3 separate regions of the Homo sapiens genome follow, and all the other regions are linked to region 3. The links are chromatin loops, found by intact Hi-C in ENCODE. Cell type or tissue: heart right ventricle. All regions are shown on one strand. Region 1 overlaps GAB2 (GRB2 associated binding protein 2). Region 2 overlaps GAB2 (GRB2 associated binding protein 2). Region 3 holds the start of GAB2 (GRB2 associated binding protein 2).

What was found. Peaks named below come from ENCODE experiments on the same cell type or tissue, not always from the same donor. Only the 100,000 strongest peaks of a DNase experiment are listed, where the experiment ranks them.
Region 1: it touches region 3 in a loop (2.5-fold over the local background); 28 of 110 quality-filtered maps call a loop at or near these places.
Region 2: it touches region 3 in a loop (2.8-fold over the local background); 29 of 110 quality-filtered maps call a loop at or near these places.

The regions. Positions count from the first base shown.
Region 1 is chr11:78,366,435-78,374,434 of GRCh38, reverse strand. The region is part of intron 1 of GAB2 (GRB2 associated binding protein 2); the gene reads left to right. Among named protein-coding and RNA genes, the nearest start is that of GAB2, 47 kb to the left of the region's middle. RefSeq lists an enhancer at 3,307-4,257. In heart right ventricle, no CTCF peak of the experiment used is centred here; a DNase peak (open chromatin) is centred at 3,441; H3K27ac peaks cover 2,645 bases.
Region 2 is chr11:78,305,788-78,313,787 of GRCh38, reverse strand. All of the region lies in intron 1 of GAB2 (GRB2 associated binding protein 2), which reads left to right. The region is part of intron 1 of LOC105369402 (a long non-coding RNA gene); the gene reads right to left. Among named protein-coding and RNA genes, the nearest start is that of GAB2, 110 kb to the left of the region's middle. In heart right ventricle, no CTCF peak of the experiment used is centred here; DNase peaks (open chromatin) are centred at 203 and 3,107; H3K4me3 peaks cover 819 bases; H3K27ac peaks cover 3,764 bases.
Region 3 is chr11:78,416,767-78,424,766 of GRCh38, reverse strand. GAB2 (GRB2 associated binding protein 2) reads left to right here and starts at 6,947. Exons shown (of 10, transcript NM_080491.3): 1 at 6,947-7,121. The coding sequence starts at 7,047. It overlaps LINC02728 (long intergenic non-protein coding RNA 2728), which reads left to right. Exons shown (of 4, transcript NR_120564.1): 4 at 1-785. RefSeq lists enhancers at 4,222-4,271, 7,207-7,961 and silencers at 6,558-7,177, 7,288-7,387, 7,458-7,587. In heart right ventricle, CTCF peaks have their summits at 4,046, 4,258, 6,757 and 7,737; DNase peaks (open chromatin) are centred at 3,766, 4,316, 6,806, 7,716 and 1 weaker place; H3K4me3 peaks cover 3,956 bases; H3K27ac peaks cover 5,514 bases.

The DNA.
Region 1 (8,000 bases), 50 kb after region 3:
TCTTTCCTTTGTTGTAGGGGTTTGTTGACATGGACAATAAGGTCCTACATAGACATAGTTTTATAATGAGTTCAGAAATGGCTCGACAAAAGTGAAACCTGTGACAAATACCGGATTATTTGTATTGTAGACCTTGGTCTTAATAATTTTGTTTTTCTTCGAGGGTTGATGGCAGGTCATGAGATTTGAGAGACACACACAGTAGTCAACTGTATGGAAAATACTGAGGAAGTGTGTTTTCGGATTACAAAACTAAACTGGGATCAACTTGGACTTTTTCAGTCAAGCTGTTAGAATGTGTGTCTAAAGTTGGCCTGCTTATCATGTGTTATAATATAATATTGGTTTGGTCAGACCCTCTGATTTGTCAAATCCTTGCCAAAAATGGGTCCCATAGAAGGCAACCTGGGATTAGAATGCTTTTCAATGTAAAGTCTCAGGTTTCCAGGGTAAACCATCTTCACTTAGCAGAACTAATTCCTTTAACAAGCATTTGTTGATTCCAACTGTGTGTCGGGTACTGTGCTAGCCTGGAGCAGCAAAGAAGGATAAAAAGAACCTTGTTTTAGAGGAGCTATTAAGTCAGATTCTGTCCCCAAACTGAACAGCTACACAAAGAGGTGATTTCTGTTTGAGGGGTTTGTGTGATCATCTAACAACAAAGGAGCTGGGAACCAAGAAAGTTGGGTCAATAATAACAATGACTACATTAATCCAGTATCATGCCAGGTTCTATTCTAAGCAATTTACATGTATTACTTAAGTATTTGTTTACATTTGCGGAAGTTTTCCTTGTCCCGGGCCCATTCAATGTGTTATTTTTATCTCTACGTTTAGAAACTTTGACCTTTTTTGTTTTGTGGCTTGTCCCTTATTTGATTTAAAAAGTCATTATATGGCCAGGCGTGGTGGCTCACGCCTGTAATCCCAGCACTTTGGGAGGCCAAGGTGGGCAGATCACCTGAGGTCAGTAGTCCAAGACCAGCCTGACCAGCAAGGAGAAACTCCCATCTCTACTAAAATACAAAATTAGCCGGGTGTGGTGATGCATGCCTGTAATCCCAGCTACTCCAGAGGCTGAGGCAGGAGAATCGCTTTAACCCTGAGGCGGAGGTTGCAGTGAGCTGAGATTCCGCCATTGCACTCCAGCCTGGGCAACAAAAGTGAAACTCCATCTCAAAAAAAAAAAAAAAAAAGTCATTATAATCACCTAGTAGCTTTAGATATGACTCTATATATAATGTATAGAACAGAGAAGAGTTGTTTGCTCCATAAACATGTACAATTATTTGTCAAAAGAGAAATACAAGTTATTCATATTAGTATTCACAGTCTTCCCTTTAGTTTCTCACCGACTCAGTGTATCTACCAAGATTCCCTTGGTAATATCTGTCCCTCAGGTAGTCTGCTTGCCCAGTGGTAAGTCTTTCTAGGGTGGAAGGATTCTTTCTTACTGGGTCTTCTTCCAGGACTCTACTTCTTTCTAATAGGCTGAATGGAGCGAAAATGTAAAAATAGGGAAGACACGCTGAATCTTCTTAATAAAGAATTTTTAAGATAAAGGGGAAAGGGGAGAATGCAAATTTGAAACTGGTTTTGAAGGTTGGGAGTGGGGTAGGTTGGTGAATGAGAGACCCTTGAGCAACTATATTATATGAGAGAATTGATTAAGAGATAAAAAGTGTGTTACGATTTTGATTTCTTCTCGTATCCATTGAGGAAAGCATGTAAAGACTGGAATTACTGTTTTTTCACTTTTGATTGTTGGACTTTCTACCCAGGACAGCCACTTAGATTGCTGGGGTTTATTCAGGTTATACATACCATGCCTCTCTATTTTAACTGGCTTTTTGTCCCTTTCCTTGCTCAGCAGTTTTTCTGCAAGTAGCTGATAAATCAGGAATTCTTAAATTCTTTTAAAGGGTTTTTCCTGAAAGATAAGTTTTTTTAGAGAAGTAGAGTGGGCCTAGGGAATAATACCAACCTTAGATGTGGAACCTCTAGGGGCTGGTCAAATGTATTTGGCACACTTACTCTTTACTATGTCATCAACAAGACTTGGATGTCTTTCCTATTTACTGCCTTTGTCGTTGGAGCTACGATTCACATCTGTTCCAGAGGTCATGGAAACTCTTCATCTCTCAGCATTTCTAGTGGGTATCCTTGGCAGGCTTAAAGCAGAGTCAGGAGGGTGAGAGCTCAGAGAGAGGCTAAGGTGAAAGCACTTTGTAAACTTATAGAGGATGGTATTTTGTACAAAGCCTGGCACACAGCAGACATTCAGTAAAAATGCATAGAATTAAAAGAAAAGGAAAAAAAGCAGATACCTTTTACTCATAGCAGTAATCTCTCTTCTGCTCCCCCTACCTTGGTCAGGATAAGAGTGCCTTGTGACATGGATTAACACCATACGAGTAATAGTTTATATTATTTAATCTCATTTCTTAAACTAGCCCTACAAAATATAGTATGATTTTGATTTTATGTTTATGGGAATGAAGGTTTTAGAGGGTCTATGTCACTTGCCCAAATATTACCCTTGTAATAAGAGATGGAACTGGGATTGGAATGTAAATGTGTCTAGCTTCAAAACCTTTTATTTATTTTTTTTCTACCTTTCTGGCCGGTACAGCTGTCAGACTATGTTTAGAAGTCTCATGGGTCCTTCAAGTGACTTTACTAATGGTCTTATGAAAAGCTGTCTCCCCTGAGAATTGGTGTTTGACGTTCTTGGTTCATTCAGCAAATGTGTGCTTAGCCCCAGCTATAAGCATGAACTGTACTAGACAGCAAAGGTGGACACCAAAGAAATAATCCCATCCTCATGGAGCTGCCAGTGTAGTGAGTGATCATAAATATAAACAATGTTGGGCAGAGTGATGTTAGCAGTATAACGTGAGGTTGTCCTGGAGGAACACGGAAGAGGGATTGAATGAGGGAAGGAAAAGAATCAGCCCCTCTTATGTAAGAGGCAGCACTATGTCTGCCAGAGCCTAACATCTCTTTTAGCCACCTTAGCTCATTTAATCTTCACTATAACCATGTAATATCCTGATTATACAGATCAGCAACCTACTTGGCGTTTCACAACAAGGAGCAGATGGATAGGATTTTCAATCTCAGAACTGTCTGGCTGCAAGTCCCTGCCCTTTTCATTAGACTACTGAGTATAGACTAAGTATAGGTTTTTCCTAATGTATGTTTTTTAAATACATGATAGTTAAAGTTCTATTCTGTATACAAGGGTATGCGTTGTGTGAGACTCAGTGTGTCTATCGAGATGCCCTTGGTTCTGTCTGCACCTCAGGCAGTCTGCTTGCTCAGTGGTGAGTCTTCAGATGTTGCTGCTTTTGCCACGTTTTCTAACAGTGCTGGCTGTCTCATCTTCCCTCTGTGAGGGTGGGGCTCTGGTTTGGTCTCTGTTAAGTCCATTGTGGAGAGAACTACAGCAACTCATGTGCCTAAGCCCCATTTGGCCAGACCCTGGCCTCTCCTACCACTTTCAAGTTCAAACGTGGGGTGTGTTCTTCCCCAGTGACTGTCCAGAGTGGCTGGGTAAACACAGCCTGGAAGTAGGGAGTGAGGGCAGTTGACATCACTGACCAGAGCAGTTGGAAGCTGGAGAAGGGAAGGAGCCAGCAGACAAATTGCTTCGTGTCTGCCTGCCTTTCTCCTCCATTTACCCCTTACACACACACACACACACACATACACACACACACGCACACACACATACAATATTAGTAGTTCCATACAACCCATCCTGTAACCTTCTAAATGAGCAGTTGTCTGTGTTTTCATGCTAAGCCGTAGCGGGTTTGTTGATGCATATAGCCTTGGTTTCCTTTCCCTCCTATTCTTTCCTACCAGTCTTTCCCCACTCTCTGCTCTGAGATTGCAACACATGATAAACAGGTAAGCTTTGCTCCAGACTGTTTTCTAGAACCTGGGCACAATAGTAGTCAATAAAAAACATCTTGCCCATCACAGACCCTTGCCCTGTTTGCCCTGTTTTATACCTTGTTATTTTTCACTTAGCATAAATCAGGTAATATTTGAATACTACCATATGATTAATGTGCACCAAAATCCTGTGAGATAAAATAAACCATGAGTGTAGTTCCGTATTTGCATATATAGGTCAATTGTATTTTCTTTTCTTTTTTTTTTTTTTTTTTGAGACGGAGTCTCGCTCTGTCGCCCAGGCTGGAGTGCAGTGGCGGGATCTCAGCTCACTGCAAGCTCCGCCTCCCGGGTTCACGCCATTCTCCTGCCTCAGCCTCCCAAGTAGCTGGGACTACAGGCGCCCGCCACTACGCCCGGCTAATTTTTTGTATTTTTAGTAGAGACGGGGTTTCACCGTTTTAGCCGGGATGGTCTCGATCTCCTGACCTCGTGATCCGCCCGCCTCGGCCTCCCAAAGTGCTGGGATTACAGGCGTGAGCCACCGCGCCCGGCCAGTATTTTCTTTTTTAAAGGAAAGATTATTGCTTTTGTTAAAATGGTACATGTTCGTTATAAATCAAGAAATGCTAAAACAAACAAACAAAAAACCCCACGCCAGATGCCATCATCTGGTGATAACCTTTAGGTGAATAACGTTCTGGGGGCGCTCATGAAGCTCAGCTTTTCTCATTATCTTTATAGTAGTGTCCGAGTATACTACTGTAATTTAACCAACCTGACCAGTTGATAAGCAGTTACAGTATTTTATTTACTTAAAAAATGTGCTGAAATGACCATCCTTATAAATGCCTTTGGATTTTTTAAACTTGTTGGTATGTAAGATATATTTCTCCCCCTGAAAATTTTTATTCAGATACTACCTTGTGACCAACACACCTGTTTTGCAGATGAAAGACTCTGGGCCAAAGCAAAACTAATAGCAAGATAATCTGCCCTTAGGCGACTCTTCTAATGAGAAAGAATGGGAACACAAAACACTGTATAAGGGATGCAAGTTTCACATCCCAGATTTTGGTAACCAAAAGAAACCATAGGCCACACAGCTGATCAGAGGTATATTTGAGCTATTCCATTACATTTTAGATTTTAACTTTGCTACAGTAAGTCATGGCTCAAATACAGTAGAGGCACTGATTGATCATTAAGTTTATATACACTGTAAACTAACCCAGTTAAAAGGCAACAGCACCATATTTTGAAGACAGGGTGACCAAGTTTCTAATGCAATGATTGCCATTGATTAATACAATGAACTGGAGACCAGCAGGGATGATAAATTTTCCTGGCATTGAGAATTACTTATCTGACTTTTTTTTTTTTTTTTTTTGAGACAGGGTCTCTGTCACTCTGTCACCCAGGCTGGAGTGCAGTGGTACAATCATTGCTCACTGCAGCCTTGACCTCCTGGGCTCAAGTGATCCTCCCACCTCAGCCTCCTGAGTAGCTGGGACTACAGGCACATGCCACCATGCCCGTAAATATAAATTTATTTAATAAGTAAATTTATTAATTTTAAACAAATTAAAAAATTTTTTAATTTTTAAAAAATTTGTTTGTAGCGATGGGGTCTCGCTGTGTTTCCCAGGCTGGTCTCAAACTCCTAGCCTCAAGCAATTCTCCCACCTCAGCCTCCCAAAGTGCTGGGGTTATAGGCATGAGCCGCCATGCCTGGACTTATCTGACTTTAAAGATGCTTTTCTGGGGTCTGAAGTTGAAGATTTAAACCTATAGAGTTTATTTTTGCTGTCTTGTCTTTTTTTTTTCAGTTTGTTAACATGCTGTGTAGTTCTGTTACAAACATATGTAGTGAAAGACCAGCTTTTATTAGGGTTAATTGTTCCTTTTCTCATTTGGTATGCACTAGTATTTAGTGAAATTCTTCCTTCGTGTAGTATGCTTTGTTTCTATTTTTATTAAAACATTTGTTTGTATTGTGACTATTTGTGTAGTAATTTATATATTTAATTTGTAGCTTGCTTTTCAGCCATCAGTACTGTATTTCAGTGACTTCTGCACAAACGTGATTTAACTATAGGAAATTTTTTTGTCCAGGATAATTTACATAAAGTCCCTCACTTGAGAATTTCAGGTGACAGAAGTTTACTATATTTCTAAATAGCAAGCCTATTATAGAGTAGATCAGAATTAATCATATTCATGAACAGTATTAATCTGTTGAATAATCAAACCATCAAGGCAGATGCATTGGTTGAGTTGCTGTTCATGGACTTCCTGGTTGAACAAAATGGTCTTGCCATTCTTAGCAAAGAAATACCTCAGCATGTGGCAACTCATGGATGTGGCCAGTAAGTGCTGTGAGAAGTGAACAAAGAATAGAAAATTAAGCACTGACAGCCGGGCGCAGTGGCTCACGCCTGTAATCCCAGCACTTTGGGAGGCCGAGGCGGGCGGATCACGAGGTCAGGAGATTGAGACCATCTTGGCTAACACGGTGAAACCCCGTCTCTACTAAAAATACAAAAAATTAGCCGGGCGCAGTGGCGGGTGCCGGTAGTCCCAGCTACTCGGGAGGCTGAGGCAGGAGAATGGCGTGAATCCGGGAGGCGGAGCTTGCAGTGAGCAGAGATAGCGCCACTGCCTGGGGGGAAGAGCAAGACTCCGTCTCAAAAAAAAAAAAAAAAAAAAAGAAAAAGAAAATTAAGCACTGACATATTCTGAGATGTTTTCTGAAGGAGCTCAGGCTAAATGCTCTCACCTCCTTAATACTGGCTGAGAGGCTGGATCTTCTGCCTGCAGCCCAGTAGCACTTGGTTTATAACACTATATGAAGTGACTGCATCTCTAAGCCAAAAATCATGATACATGTTCTAAGACAGATTATAGACTGGTATCTTTAGCCTGAATTCCATCTATAAAGTGTTTTGCTTGGCCTGCAGTGTTTTAAACACTTTTAATTAGTCGTAGATTGTTAAAAGCTGAGATCTCTTACATAAAATCCGTAAAATGTCCAGCTTCCAGATCTGGGAACACTGGGCCCAAATTTCTGCCTAGCAGCAATTAGCTGGAACTGGGTGGTAGCTTTCCATTTAAGCCAAAGCATATGCTTTCTAGTCTGCTGTATCACATGCACGCACGCACACATACATGCACACACCAGTCACTCATATATGTACCTACCTGACCCTTTACACTTCCAGACCATATGCCCTTCGAAGGCAGGATTTTTGTCTGTTTTGTTCATTGCTTTTTTCTCATGACCAGAATGTTGTCTGGCACAAAGTAGGTTAAAGGATATTGCTAGATGGAGGAAGAATGTATTTGTGACTCTTGGTCCAAGTTGATGGGGGAAAAGAAAACAGAAGTTTTCAATTTGGAGCTCCTCCAGATATTTGAGCTATGTTCCCCTTTACCCCTGAGATACTGTATGGCTCAGGAATATACCTTAGTATCATAATTTTGTATATGACTTATCTCCCTTGCTAGATGGTAAATTCATTGGGTTCAGGGACCTGTCTTGTATTTTTTTGCATCCTTAAGAATACCTTGCACATAATGGAAGCTTAAATACTCCTTGGATGGTTAGTGGGTTTTTAAAATTTCTCATGTAACTTTGTGAATAAAGATGGGGAGATTCTAATGAATATGTTGTTCTGGAGGATCATTTGAGAAGCAACCATTTGAGTTGCTTCTCCACTATATTTTCTCCAAGCCCTATCCCCAATTACATTCTATTCGCCATCATAGTCTGGATGGGGAATAGAATGTAATTGGGGATAGGGCTTGGAGAAAATATAGTGAATATAGAAGGTTTTTGATAATCCTTAACCCCTGCTCTTTGGTAGCAGGGTAAATTAACCCCCCATCCTCACTTTGTGCATATTCTATTTTAGTACTCATCTTTTTTTTTTTTTTTTTTTTTTTTGAGATGGAGTCTTGCTCTGTCGCCCAGCCTGGAATACAGTGGTGTGATCTCAGTTTACTGCAACCTCCACCTCCTGGGTTCAAGCAATTCTCCTGCCTCAGCCTCCCAAGTAGCTGGGACTACAGACATGCACCACTGTACCTGGCTAATT
Region 2 (8,000 bases), 110 kb after region 3:
TGCAAGTAAGGGTCTCTTCAGTGTTTCTTAAATTAAGTTTATTATATGTGGTAATTTGCACCTAGAGGCTTTTGTTGTTATTTGTTGTAGTGACTATGGCAGTAATGAGCCTGCTCCCAGAAAAGCTTGGCACATGCCCCATAGACAGTTTATTTGCATTTGGCTGGACTCCATGGTGTACCCTGAACAAATGAATCAGCCTATTGGAGGGGTGGAGAAACTGAATCATAGGGAGGCTGTGGGTCTTGCACATGATCCCTGGTGATCCTGAGGTGGGGCAATACCAGAGTTCTATGTCCTGTTCCTAGCTGGATTATTCCTTAGCCTCAGGATTTGGGAGCATCAAGCACCTTGCAGTTCACCCTTAAAAGCACAAAGCCAGGAGGGGAAGTAAAGGAACCATTCATTGAACCCTGAGTCAGGCATCATATGAGGTGCTTGACATGTAAAACAGGAGTGGCCATTAATATTCTCAACAGTCTAGGATTCGGATTCAGTCTTTGCTTTATTGTGGTAGGTAACGCTGTTTATCTGGCAGCTGCATTGATCCAAACCATGTGAAGAACTGAAAAAAAAAGTGCTGGGAAAAAAAAAGCTTTAGAGTGATCCCAAAGAATACACTAAGGCTTATACACATCAGATTCTCGTGACAACCTTATGAACAGAGCAAGTGACACCTTCTTCATGAATCTTAGCCCAAGGAACTTGCCTGAGATGTGGTGATCACACAATAAATAGCAGACCAAGGACTGATAGATCACCACCCAGAGATTCTCTAAGAATTAACATGAAACAGTATATCATGTTTTATATTACACACACACACAAACACATATTTTTTAGTTCCCGTTTCTGCCACCCTTGATGGGAGTTGAGGACACTAGATCTGAGAAGTTTCAGTACTTTTCTGAGACACGTGGGGCAGGTCTTGGTGAGCAAAAAGAGCCCAGAGGACAGAGTCATAAGTCCTTGCTTTGTCGATTTATAACTTTATATCTACAATTAAGTTACTTAACCACTTCACCCTCCCAGTTTCTTCATCTTTAAAATTGGATAATAGGCCAGGCGCAGTGGCTCACGCCTGTAATTCCAGCACTTTGGGAGGCTGAGGCAGTTGGATCGCCTGAGGTCAGGAGTTCATGACCAGTCTGGCCAACATGGTGAAACCCTGTCTCTACTAAAACTACAAAAAAAATTAGCGGGGCATGGTGGTGGGCACCTGTAATCCCAGCTACTCGGGAGGCTGAGGCAGGGGAATTGCTTGAAACAGCGAGGTGGAGGTTGCACTGAGCTGAGATCGTGCCACTGCACTCCAGCCTGGGCGACAGAGCGAGACTCCGTCTCAAAAAATAAATAAAATAAAATGGGATAATAATAGTAACAACTCACAGGATGTTGTAAGGATGGAATGAACTCTTATATGTAAAGTGCTTAGGAGAGTGCCTGGCCCAAAGTAACTGTATTTTGTTTTTGTTGTGGTGGTGGTGGTGGTGGTGGTGGTAAAGACCACACAGCTTGGAGAAACCCCAGAATCTCCCTCTTGTTTTCCTCTTACTTTCTTATTGAAGAACTGTAGGGAAATTACCTTTTTTTTTTTTTTTTAAACTCCACAGGTCATGCTGGCTCAGAGTTTACAGTAAACACCAGGAACATTCAGTTGGTTGTGCCCTCAGTTCAGGGCATCTTATGTAATGTGCTGCCCTGTGACACAGACCTAGAAAAAGGGCTGTTTTCAAGCCTAGACATGGGAGGAAGGTTGGTATTCTTCGTAATTTGCAGCAAGGCATGAAGCTGATGTCTATCACTACAGCCAGCCCTGGACGGCATTGTTTGTTAGGTAAAATTGTCGGTAGAACTCTGCTCTGCCTCTTACCTGTTTCTCTCACCCCATCTCAGGGCCTCAGGGCTCTGGCCTCTGTATGACCTGGTGGGATTGAGCTTCTGTAGGCACCTCTTCTTGCCCACAGCCTCATACCTAACTACCGCCTCGCTCCAAGTCCAGTTGTCTCAGGCTTTCTAGGTGTCTTGCTACTCTGGTAAACTAATTGTATCTTATGTATTTATGGAAAGAATTAATGAATAAACAAATGCATGGAGGCAATTTAAAAGCAATATAATAAGCAGTACCAACACCACTGCCTGGCCCACAGCCTGGCACGCAGAGGCTTTTGTTGTTATGTTATAGTGGCTCAGTGAAAACTTATTGAATAATTTATTACTTTTGGTGTAATGCATTTACTATCCTAACCGTATGTTTGAAGCCCAGTTCAAATGCTCTATCCTTTGTTGAACTGTTCTTATATCAAATAAAAATTCTTCCTTTTCTGTAATAGAACTTTATAGGAAAGTTTATATATATAATATTCTTTAGGGAAAGAAAAAAAAACAACCTTTATATTACCTTACTTGATTCTTGTAACAACCTGGTTAGGATTATCATCTTCATTTTATAATTGAAACTGAGGCTTAGGTATATGAAAGAGCTCATTTTTATGCAGCTCTTAAGTAATGAAGCTGACCCCAAAACTTACTTTCATGTATATAAAATGTACCTAATAAGTGTTCAGTAAATATGGGGGGAAGAAAAAACTTACTTTCATTTAGTAAATTATTTTTACCTCAGTACATTATATAGGCAGATGTATATTTTATGAAGTTGTGCCCATATTTTAGCTTCCCCACTAGAACAGAAGCCCTTTTGATCTGAGAACTGTCCCATCTTGTTGCCTCTGCTTCCCAGAGCTTCACACATAATAAATGTTTGAAAGTAAATTGCTAATTTTAACAGGGTTCTTCAGTGGCAGAATTTCATACAAAATCATTGTAGTGAAAGAAAAAACCTTTAGTAAGGAGACAAATCAAACTTTTTTCCCCTGTGTAGAGAGCTCCCTAATGGGTCTTCTTATTTTTTTAGAATGAACTGTAGGACATACCCACAAGGGTACTCTTTCTGATGGGTGATACGAGGCTCAGGGTTTGTGGCAATGAACTTTGCTCTTTCCCACACCTGAAGCTGCAGCTGTAACACACATCAGAGACTGAAGGACAGTGGCGCTGGAACACGACCAGGCCTGGGCTGCGGTTCGCCTTGGTGAACTGAGATTCATCACTATTAATATCTGAGTTTCCATTAATAACCCTTTTCACTGTGAGCTCATTTAAATCTTCTGTTCTCTAAGCTATTTTTAACCACACATTCTTGGGCCTGGGCCTGGTTCCCGCTTACAGATCATAACTTTCATTTTGATTTTTTTTTCTTTTTTTTTTTTTTTTTGAGACAGAGTCTTGCTCTGTCGCCCAGGCTGGAGTGCAAGTGGCACGATCTTGGCTCACTGCAAGCTCCGCCTCCCAGGTTCACGCCATTCTCCTGCCTCAGCCTCCCGAGTAGCTGGGACTACAGGCGCCCACCACCGTGCCCGGCTAATTTTTTTTTTTTTTTTTGTATTTTTAGTAGAGACGGGGTTTCACCGTGTTAGCCAGGATGGTCTTGATCTCCTGACCTCGTTATCCAACCGCCTTGGCCTCCCAAAGTGCTGGGATTACAGGCGTGAGCCACCGCACCCGGCTCATTTTGGTTTTTGTACTTGCAGAAATAATAGGAATTCTGCCCAACCCCTCACTCCCTCCACCCCCACATTTCTCAGAGGCGTGTATTGAAATTGTAGGTGGGACAATTCTTTGTTATGCGAGATTTTATCCTATGCATGGTTTGAGGTTAATATACCTGTCCTCTGCCCTCTAATGCCTGTAAGGCTTTCCAATCATTGTGACAACTTACCCCACCACTGCCACCACCACACACACAGGCGCGCGCGCACACACACACACACACACACACACACACACACACACACACACACATTTCTAACCCTCCCCAAAGTGAACCGTACTGGGACTGATTGAAAGCCATTATAACCAGACACCTCTCTCTGCCACCCTTGATCTCTCTCTGTTGACTTGAGTCCCTATCCAAGGTAGAACTAGGAAACAGGATGTTACTCTCTATATCCTGAGAAAAGCAGCTTTTCTGTTTCCCCAGAGCTCTCCACTTTGTGAAATAGAGAAGCAAATTAAGATCTTGGGGATTGAACTGCTGAGACCAGTTGAATATCATTGTTGCTCTGTCAAGACAGGTTTTTTAAAAAAATATTAGCCAGGCATGGTGGCATGTGCCTGTAGTCCCAGCTACTCAGGGGGCTGAGGTGGGAGGATCCCCTCAACCCTGGGGAGGTTGAGGTTGCAGTGAGCTGTGATCATGCCACTGTACTCCAGCCTGAGCGACAGACTGAGACCCTGTCTCAATTTAAAAAAAAAAAAAAAAAAGGCAGGGGGCAGGGTTTAACCACAAGATTTTATTCTCTTAAAATTACATGAAGGCTGGGGAGGGGGACAGGGACTGGGGAAAGGCTGTTAGTTAGTATGGAATTTCTTTTTGGGTGATGAAAATATTCTGGAATTAAATAGTGGTGATGGTTGTACAACCTTGCAAGTATACTAAAAGCTACTGAATTGTACACTGTAAAGGGTAGATTGTATTGCATGTGAATCATATCTCAATTTTTTTAATTGCTTGAGTCTGCTACTCTTAATATTTCCCTACCTGTCATCTGATCTCCCAAGCTTGAAACTTTTATCTGGCAGTTACTTTTGACTCTTCTCTCTCCCGCAGTTTTCATTTCTAGTGGGTCACTAAGACCTAACTCCTAAGTAATTCTCAAATACCTTTTTTTCTGTCCCCACTCCCAGTGACATTACTCAGGCTCTCCCTTGCCTGTACTGTCGTGACTAGCTGTTAATTTCTCTTCCTGTCTCTAGACTTCTCCTACCCTCAGCATCTTTCCAGGATGTTTCCAACTATGTCTTCAACTTTTTATTGTGAAATGGAATACACACACAAAAATTATATATAATATATACTGTACTATAAAGGAAACACCCATGTAATTACCACCCAGGTCAAAAAATTGCCAGCATCCCAGAAATCCCTGAATGTCTCTTTCCAGTCATATTCTTCTTATTCCACTCCATCCCTTCTTCCAAGTATCATGACTTCTGTGGTAGTCATGCCCATGCTTTTGTTTGCAGTTTTACCATAAGTATGTGTATTCTCAAGAAATATTGTTAGTTCTGTTTATTTTTGAACTTTTGAAATCACATTTTTATACTCGCTTCCTTCTCTCAACTTTGTGTTTGTAAAATTTACTCATGTTGTGTATATAGCTTGGTTGTGTTTTCTTAAAATCTTGATCTGATCCTGTTTCTTCCAATCACATAGATGCTAAGTTCAAACTCCTTGATAATGGCAGCATTCAAGGTCCTCCAGGATCCTGTCTTGTAACCTGCCTCTCCATCTTCATTTGCAGTGACCTCTCTCCCCACATCCTTTCCCATAATCACATCAAAGATGCCCTGTCTTTCTTTGAGTAGGGATCTTGCTCTGTCACCCAGCCTGGAGTGCAGTGTTGCAGTCACGGCTTACTGCACCCTCAGCCTCCCGTATGCCCTCTCTTTCTATGCGTCCTGTGCTTAAAATCTAGACTGTCTTTCTACTCTTTCAACCTAGTGTATTTTTGACTCCCTCCTCAAAGTAGAATAGACTCATTTTCATAATTATTTATACTCTCTCTCCCTGTTTTAACACTTATAATATGTCTTGTATTGTAAGTGTTATAGGCCCAAGCATCTGGAGTTCCGATGTCCGAAGGCCCAAGGATTTGGAGTTCCAATAATGTCCAAGGGCAGAGAAACATGGGTGTCTCAGCTTCAGAAAAGAAAATGTTTTCCCTCTGCCTTTTTGTTCTTCCAGGCTCTCAACAAATTGGATGGTGCTCACCCACACTGGGTGAGAATGGATCTTCCTTACTCAGTCCACTGATTAAAATGCCAGTCTCTCCCAGAAACACCCTCAAAGACACACCCAGAAATAATGCTTTACCAGCTATCTGGGTATCACTTAACCCAGTCAAGTTGGCACCTAAAATTAACCATTACACTGTTATATTCTCACTTCTTTTGTATTAAAAAATAACTCATACACTTTATTCCATTGAATATCATGAACTCCTATGTTTGCAGATTCAATTAGTTATAAACTTAAAATGTTACAACTTGGACATTGGGAGCCCCTTTAAATCGTATCTTTTGACTCAACATCTCTCTCTCTCTCTCTCTCTCTCTCTCTCTAACATTTTTTGTAGAGATGGGATCTCACCATCTTTCCCATGCTGGTCTCAAACTCCTGGGCTCAAGAGATCCTCCTATCTTGGCCTCCCAAAGTGCTGGGATTACAGGTGTGAGCCATCATGCCTGGCCAAGTCCTTAACATTTTTTTTTCTGTGATTTATTTTTTCCTTTATTTATTTTCCCCATCACAAATTTCATACACAATTCTGTGATATATTTTAAAGCAACCTTGCTTTTATTATTGAACAAAAATAATTTTCAGGCTTACCTTAAATTTTTTTTTAACTTCACAACATAGAATCAACCCCTTTCCAGAGAGTTTTGATTCCTTTGGTAGAGAATAATGCAAAGGACCCACTTCTAGGACTCTAGGTGCACATGAGGTTGTAGAGGTTGTAGTGTTCATAAGCACTGTTGCTGTCATGGGCTACTCTTAGTGACTGAGTTGGAAAGTTAATTTTTTCAAGGTTATGAGTTCACATAAGGGTGCTGTATCTAACTTTTCTTAGAATGCTTGGTTTTATTGACCATTAATACTGTCTCCTACATAAATATTAGGAAGTATTTTTAATTACTTGCTGTGATCAGTTCCATTGAATTATGCCCAAATACAGGCCTGGTGAGAGATACATGTTCAAAACAATTAGAAGATAAAAGTTGATATTTATACATAACACATTTTGTAAAACATATATACCTTACTTTATCTCTTTCTGTGACTATGTGAGATGGATGGAATGTGATCTATTTTACGAACAAGGAAACTAAGGCACACAGCAGAAGTTAAGTGACTCATTAGGGTCATGCAGCTAATAAGTAAAGGCTGGAATTTTAACCTGTATCTTCAGAATCTAAATCCTGTTTATTTTCCACTGTCTGTACATCCTTTCACTCTCTGCCTTCAAGACGCTTGCAAACACTTGTGTACCTGAAATAACATAAATAACATTCATGATGAAGCTTGTAGCTTTATAAACCAAGGATTGCTTCCAAATGAAATCTATACTTATAATCCTTTCAGAGAAAACTTATGATCTGAATGACTATATTGATAGCTTAAGAAAGTATATAGGGGCCGGGCGCAGTGCTCACCGCCTGTAATCCCAGCACTTTGGGAGGCCAAGGTGGGCAGATTGCCTGAGCTCAGGAGTTCACGACCAGCCTGGGCAACATGGTGAAATCCTGTCTCTACTAAGAATATAAAAAATTAGCCGGGCGTGGCGGCGTGTGCCTGTAGTCCCAGCTACTTGGGAGGCTGAGGCAGGAGAATTGCTTGAACCTGGGAGGCGGAGGTTGCAGTGAGCCAAGGGCGCACCACTGCACTCCAGCCTGGCTGACAGAGTGAGACTCCATCTCAAAAAAAATGAATAAATAAAAATAAAAAAGTATATAGGTTCTAGATTAGGTTGGGATGGATTTATATTAGTAAATCAGGTTATATTCTAGTTTATTGAAAGCTCATGTCCATTTGGGGTAAAGTTGAAGGTTCTAACAAAGATAAAGTATTAAATTTCTAGGTATAGGGCAGGCTTGGTAAATGGGTATAGATGTTTTAATATAGGGGTTTGCATTCTAGACGTTAAACTGCTGGGCTTGATTCTGTATTTTTGACTGCTACAGTGTAAAAAATATTTTTGCTCAGAGAAGGATTAAGGACAGAAATGGTTTGTTTCAGTCTTAGAATTTTATTTAGAATTTCACTAGGGTTGAGCATGGGCAATGCTTGCCTTTTCCTCTAGGAAGCCATAGCTCCTCAGTTGGAATCTGCAAACTTTTGCTCTGAGGTCTTGGGAGAAACTGAGACCTTGGGAATGCAT
Region 3 (8,000 bases):
TGACTAGTGAGATGGTGGTGAGATTTTCTTTGGTGGCTGTGTGCAGTGGTATCAACCCAGGAGAGTAGACTGTTCAATTGTGAAGAATTTTGCAAGATGGTTGTTAAAGTAGAACATCGTTAAAATTAAGTTGTAATAAAAAAAGGGAAATAAGCATTGGAAAAGATGTGGACAGATTGGAACCCTCATACATTGCTGATGGGAATGTAAAATGGTGTAGCCACTGTGGAAAAAAGGTCAGCAGTTCCTTAAAAAGTTAAACAGTGTCACCATATGACTCAGCATTTTCACTCCTAGATAAATACGTAGATTGAAAACGTATGTCCACACAAAAACTTGTACAGGAATGATCGCAACAGCATTATTCATAATAGCCAAAAAGTGGAAACAACTGTAATGTTCATCAGCTGATGAATGGATAAAATGCGGTATATAAAGAACTGTCAAGTGCTTCAACATGGATGAAACTTGAAAACATTATACAAAGCGAAAGAGGTTAGACACACAGGTCACATATTGTATGAATATGGTTATGTGAAATGTCTAGAATTGGCAAATCCATAGAGATGAAAAGTAGGTTAGCGGTTGCCAGCTGATGGGATTGGGGGAATGGAGAGTTGCTAATGGATATGGTGTTTCTTTTGGGGTAATGAAAATGTTCTGGAATTAGATAGCTGTGGTGGTTGTCAAAGTTGATGAATATATTAGAAACCATGAATTATAAACTTTAACATGGTGACTTTTGTGATACGTGAATATCTTAATTAAAAATTAAGTTATATAAACTTATAATTAAATAAGTTATATTAAAAAGAAAGGTAGTAACTACCCCAAACTCATCACTTGGCTAATTACATTTTACTATTGTGTTCTTGGTGTTATTTATGTCTATTGTGTCTTTATGTTGGAAATACTAAATAATGGTGTATTACTGTGTATCTCTTAACTCTGTATTCAAGGACATTAACTTGATAGCTTAAAACTGGCCATGGCTGGCAGAGTATTTATGCCACAACAGTTGGCATATACTGTAAATCAAGGCACCCACCAACACCACCAGGGAGCCAATTTTAAAATATTTGCCAGCACATCATTGGCTATATTGTCGGACAATCATCTTGGGTAATTCTGGTAGAATTATATAGTTAGATGAGGTGAAATCCTGAGGCCTCTAGGTTCCCAGCAAAACAAAGACTAGCAAGCCTGCACAGTTACTATGCAATTTATCAGGTGCAGAAGGAAATGACGTTTCTGGTCATCTGTTGAATAAAGCCACTTTGAGTTCAGGGGACATGGTTTTCTCCAGCTTCACTAGTGTTGCATCTGGTACAAGGGGTTAAGTGCTAAACCCCTGTAGGATTGTCACAGTGAAGCCAGATAACAGAGTAACCGCAAAGAGATTTAATTCTGTAGTCCCACAAAGGAGGGTGTGTAAAGAGTGTACAACAGTGTCAGAGTTTGGAAACCAAGGGTTGACAAAGTTGGTTCTCTGGAATCTGGGGGTACCAGTTAAAAGGTTAAAAGGAGTCATTGTTTTCTGAAACTATCCAAGAGTTACAGCCATGTTTTTTTGTTTTTGTTTTTGTTTTTAAGATTTCGGGGGAATCTTATTTTCTCACATGTTTCTGGAATTTTTCTTTTTTTTTTAATTTAAGTTCCAGGGTACATGTGCAGGATGTGCAGGTTTGTTACATAGGTAAATGTGTGCTATGGTGGTGTGCTGCACCTATCAACCCATGACCAAGGTATTAAGCTCAGCAAGCATTAGCTATTTTTCCTAATGCTCTCCCTCCCCCAACCCCCTACCCACTCACAGGTCCCAGTGTGTGTTTCCCTCCCTGTGTCCTGTGTTCTCGTTGTTCAGCTCCCACTTATAAGTGAGAACATGCGGTGTTTGGTTTTCTGTTCCTGTGTTAGTTTGATGAGGATAACGCCTTCCAGCTCCATCCATGTCCCTGCAAAGGACATGATCTCGTTCCTTTCTATGTCGAGTTACAACCATTTTTAAAAGTGGAACTGCACAGGATTACCTCAGCCTGCTAAGTCCTTCCAGCTAGGCCGTCCCTGTGGGTTTAAACGCAATGTAAAGAAAGTGGATGTTAAGTGTTCTTACCACAAAAATGATAACTATATTAGTTAATGCATTTGTTAGTTAGCTAGATTTAACCATCCCACAGTGTATTTTATGTATTTGTATTTATATTTCAAAACATCATATTGTACATAATAAACACATCGATGTTATCTGACAATTTTTATTAAAAAAAACCACTCCAGCCACTTATAGGTACCTTCACAAATACTATTCTCTGGTTTGTATGGATCAGAGAGTTCTAGATGTTCCAGTAGTCTACAGCCCCAACCTGTCATCCTTTAAGGGTTGGTTCCTTCATTCTCACAATGAACATTTAATGAGCATCTATTCTGTGCTGGTACCATGCTGGGAAGCTCTGGGAATACAAAAATGAGGAAGGGCCAGATGTGGTAGCTCATGCCTGTAATCCCAGAACTTTGGGACACCAAGGCAGGAAGATCACTTGAGCCCAGGAGTTTGAGACCACTCTGGGCAACATAGCAAGACATTGTCTCTAAAAAAATAATAAGTGAGAAAAACACATTCATGTCTTCAAGGAACTCACAATTCCTCGACAAGGAAATATTTGCTGTACAGTGTGATAATCCAATTTATATAAGTGCAGTGTGGATACCAAGAAAAGAGTGAACAACTTTGCTGGAGAATGGGGACAGTCAGTTTTAGGGAAAGAGGTCTTGACGTATGTTCAAGATCTAATTCAAGGTAGGAGTTCTCTCTGCAGAGCAAATAAAAGGAGCCAGCATTGCAGAGTGTGGTTTGGAAGACTACAGCACTTTCTCAAGGATCTTGACAGTCTTTGTTCTTGGTGGATTATGACAACTGATTTACCAGTGTCAGCAGCAAAGTCGTGGGAGCCTAACTGCCACAGAGCCATTAGCACTGATTCTGGTTATTTTCAAAGGAGAAATTGGGAAAATGGGATTGCTCAAGCTTTTCTCTAAGAAAGTTTTTTTTTGTTTGTTTGTTTGTTTTTTGAGACAGAGTCTCACTCTTGTCGCCCAGGCTAGAGTGCAATGGTGCGATCTCAGCTCATTGCAACCTCCACCTCCCAGGTTCCAGCAATTCTCCTGCCTCAGCCTCCCAAGTAGCTGGGATTACAGGTGCCCGCCACCACACCCAGCTAATTTTTGTATTTTTAGTAGAGTTGGGGTTTCACCATGTTGGCCAGGCTGGTCTCAAACTCCTGACCTCAAGTGATTCACCCGCCTCAGTGTCCCAAAGTGTTGGCATTGCAGGCATGAGGCACCGCACCCGGCCAAAAGTTTATTTTCAAAATGTCTCCCACTGGGTATAGTGTCAAGTAACTCTCAGACTATTAGCCACAGACAGGGAGGAAACCCAATTAGGTCTTTAACCCCACCCCATTCCCACTTCCAGATCTCATCCTCAACCAGATGCCCAGAGTTGACTTGAGTAAGTTAAGGTAATTTGATATAGGGAACCATGTGGGCCTCAAGTAACTAGGGGTTAAAGAAGCATACACCTTTATATGCCTGAGAGATGAGTGTCCTGAAAGACACCAGCTGAGGTGGTTCAGCTGGTCACACTGACCTTCGTAAGCAGCACTCAGTTCTGAAATTAACCTGTCAACTAAATTGAAGGGGAGAAAAAGCAGAAGGGCTAGCACACAAACATCCATCCCCACCCCCAGTCCAATCACTGACGTCAGGCCTGGCGTGGGTGGTATTAATCACACAAGCTTGGTGTGCAGTTGAGGACAGCTCTCCTTCCAGCCCTTCAACCCGTTTCTGAAAGCATTCCACCAGCCATGCACCTGCCGCTGGCCACAAACCCTCAACTCCCAGACAGGCACGGATGCAGCGACGGATGTCCCTGACGACACTCAAAGCCACAGTGCACCCTTTAGAACCCCAGGCTTTGTGGGGAGTGGGAGTAGCTATGAGCGGGGGCCAAAGTGGTACCCATGCTCTCCCAGTGTGCATTTCTCTAATCTCTGCAGTGCTCCCTCCTCATAAGATAGTCATTTCCTGAGAATTTAATAAGAATATAAGATTAATGACCCAAAGCACTCTTGGAGCCGGCGATTAATTCCCCCAGGAAATACCAGTGGTCTTTAAACAAAATTGCCTAAATTATGGGCTAGTGATGCATGTCCGCTCAGGGCTTGGGGGTGGGGGGATTGTCACCCCAACTGGTTCCGATAGATGGCGCCTATCTTCATGTAAATCATTCAAATGATTTGTTTTCCATTTTTTTCCCAGCAAAAACCGGGGACCATTTAAACAGACACACACAGCAGGGAGTGGAGAGGACTTAGTAAAAGCCCAGACAGGAACTTTCCGTCCAAGGGTTGTTTCCAGGCCTGGCACGCCTCTCAGGCTCAAAAGACTGAGCCACTCCAGGGTGCAGCCAGGGACTTGAGCAGCAGTCTTGCTTCCTATGCACAGCCCGAGATGGGCACTAGCAGCAAGAGGGACGCAGGGTGGGAGTCCAGCTGAAGAGCACAGTAAAAAAGCCCCTTTCGGCCGGGCTCACGCCTGTAATCCCAGCACTTTGGGAAGCCGAGGCAGGCGGATTACGAGGTCAGGAGATCGAGACCATCCTGGCTAACATGGTGAAACCCCGTCTCTACTAAAAAAAAATACAAAACATTAGCTGGGCGTGGTGACGGGCGCCTGTAGTACCAGCTACTAGGGAGGCTGAGGCAGGAGAATGGCGTGAACCTGGGAGGCGGAGCTGGCAGTGAGCGGAGATCACGCCACTGCACTCTAGCCTGGGCAACAGAGCGAGACTCCGTCTAAAAAAAAAAAAAAAAGCTCCTTTCTTTAACCTTTGGGGAAAGATGGGGGTGTTCAGAGAACCCTTCCCAAAGTCGATACCTGGTGACTGTTGTATTCATATTTCAAGGTCCCTCCTGCCATTGGCCAAACAAGAAACATCAAACTTTTCCATTTCCACATGAAATTGTAAATAACACCATCTTTTCCTAAGCAAACAAAATAAGACTTTAAGGAATTTCTGGCAGAATATGACCTAACCCCCACTAACTCTTGCTAAACAGTCTTCCAGTCTGTGTATTGAATCATGTAACTATCAAAGGATACGTAAGACTACTCTTCTGGGGGAAGATAGGGCATACGTATGCCTGACTTGCATCACAAACCTCAGCTGCAGCCAAACCATGCAGATTTCTCCGACTCTGCAATCTCTGGGACTTGGCACCATGACTCAGATGTGAATGAAGTCAGGATAGTTTTATTTTGGTTGGAAGTCACCGCCTCCTGATTGATTTGGCAGACGTTAAGTGTTGTTTGTCTTACAGGGATTTAAGGTACTTAAAGCCAGAAGTTAAAATGGCCATCATTCTGGTGGTGGCCCTTCATACGTGACTTAAGGATCCCTAAATTGTAAGGTTAAGGGAGCTGTGGTCCCAGCCTACCAGTTCTGGCTTTACTTCCCATCCAGCAGCACACTGGATATTGAAGAAAGTCAGTGAAATGTTAGATCCAGGGGACTGACCGCTAAAACTCCCAGGGTATCTAGAAGAGCTAAGTACGTGGTAGGGGATTCGCTTTTCCAAATTGAGGAGGGTGAACTTCCCCCAACCCAATCAAGATCTTTTGGACCAAATGATGTCCAACTGCTTGAAACAACTCAGCTGCACAGAGACAGAAATAAACAAAACAGCTTTAGTCTGAGGTTGTGTGGGGCACTGCAAGATGCTGCTTCTCCAATTCATCTGTCCACACAGCACGGTTCCCCATTGAATAAACAGGTTACTATCCACTTATCAGAGAAGTTAGGGAGGACCTGCCTTTTAATGCTGCTTAGAGAGACACTTTGTGATGAGAAAAGAGCTCGTACAAAAGATTTTTTTCTCCCCCCTCCCGCTGAAGTGCTGGGGTTGTGTGCTTCCACGTACATCTGGGATACCATTATATTTACAAACAGAGGTCTCATAGCCTGTGTCAATGAGCGGGAACGTTGGGGAATTTGGACCCCAATTTCTTGTTCTTCTGCACTTGACCTTGCCTTCCAATTCGTTATGAAATACATTGACTAGTTTTGCTTCTTCCATTCTACAAATCATGCGAATTTTCTATACTAAACTGTGTTTTCCCAGAGGCAGTGTAGGAGGGAGTCAGCTGGACTTGGTTTCCAGGCAATGAGAGGCTCCCAGGTCGATCCCATTAAGGCAATGCCCTCATTTTGAATAGCAGATGACCGGGACCCCTCCTCCCCCACACACCTGAATTGGAAAATTGGCTCGGCTTTGTACAAGCCCTTGCCCTTAGGCTGTCCATAAAATAGGAACAATACTGAAGACAATCCTGTAAGCTACAAAAGCAAAGGCTCCGGCGCGTAGTAGGTCCGTCTCCTCCTCCCGCCGAGGGACGCCAGAGTTAAGGAGCTTCTTGCTGGGAAGGGGTCCCTCCTTTCAGCCGGAACCTGACCCGCAGAATGTATCGGAAATGTGAGCAGCCCTAGTATCCCTTCCCCGTCGACGCTCGGTGAAAAATCGATCGACGACCGAGGGCGCGCAGTCCCTTCCCCTCACACCCGCCAGCGCCAGGGGCGCGGTCGCCTCCCTGGCCTCCGCGCCCGCGGCTTGGGGCCTCAGGAGAAAGCGAGACTCCGGGGCGCGCCGGCGGCGGTGGCTTTCTGTATCCTCGCGGGTCCCTAGCCCCGCGTCCGCGTGCGCGGCGGCCTCGGGGGCGCGGCGGGAGCGGGCGTGGCGAGCGAGCCGGCCTTCCTGCTGCAGCTGCTCCCCCGGCGGCCGGGCGGAGAGTGCGGATTGCGCGCGCTCGGGGCGGGGGAGCGGGCGCGCGCGAGGCTGCCGGGCTCGCGCCGCGCCGCGCCGCCTAGTCCCCGCCGGGCCGCCCGCCCCGCCCCTGGCCTCCCGCGAGCTGCGCACCGCCGGCCGCTGCCCCAGCTGCCCGAGCCCGCGCCCTCGTCCGCGCGACCCGGCGGGGGGCTCCAGGCCGGCAGCATGAGCGGCGGCGGCGACGTGGTGTGCACCGGCTGGCTGAGGAAATCGCCTCCCGAGAAGAAGTTGAGGCGCTATGTGAGTGCGGGCGCGGCCGCCCAGGGGCGGGCGGGGGGCGCTCCGGGGCCTGCGGAGGGGCGGGGGACTCCCGGAGGGGCGGCAGGCTGGGGAGCTCGGGCCCGGAGCCGCGGGGGGCCGGGGGCGAGGAGCGGCCGGGGGCGTGTGGGGCACCTGCACACCTGTCACAGGTGGGCCGCCGAGGGGCGGGGCGGGCGGCAGGTTGAGGCTGCGGCTCCTGCTCCGCCAGGCGGGTGCGGCTGCGGCGCCTCCCAAGCCGGTCTGCTCGTGAACTAAATACAGTGTCGAAGTTTTGTATTGATGGCTTCTGGAGACCGAGAGAGTTGACTCTCGGGGCTGGGGCTCCGCGGCAGCCCCGAGCAGCTTCAGCCCGCAGGGTCGGGGAGAGGGCGGGAAAGGGGGGCGTAGGCTGTGGGGCCGCGCGGACGGCCCCACAAAGGGCGAGCGCCTCACGCCCTCTCCTTCCCTTTCTCCGCCTGCCCCTCCCGGCCGCCGGCCTCCCTCCGTCCGCGGCTGCATCACCGGCAGCGTCAGCGGCATGTGCAGCCCTTGTATTAAGTGACTCATTTGTTTGTCCCCCTTCTTTCCCTTTATTCCGTTCGTCTCTCACAGGCGCCTCCCCCCGACCCCGGTGTGACACTGCAGTTTGGTCCCCGTGGCTGGCCCGGGTTTGGGACCGGGCAGCTCCCGGGTGTCTGGGGTCGGGAGAGATCGAGGCTCTCCGCGGCCAGGTGTTGCCAACCGACAGTGTTTACTGAGATCGCTGGAACAGCCTTTTCCCTCTAGGTGGGGAACTGGCAGCCTGGGGGAGGTGGAACAGCGTGGCGCTGAGCCGTGGAGTTCTGGCTTTTTTTTTTTTTTTTTTTAACCCCTCTCCCC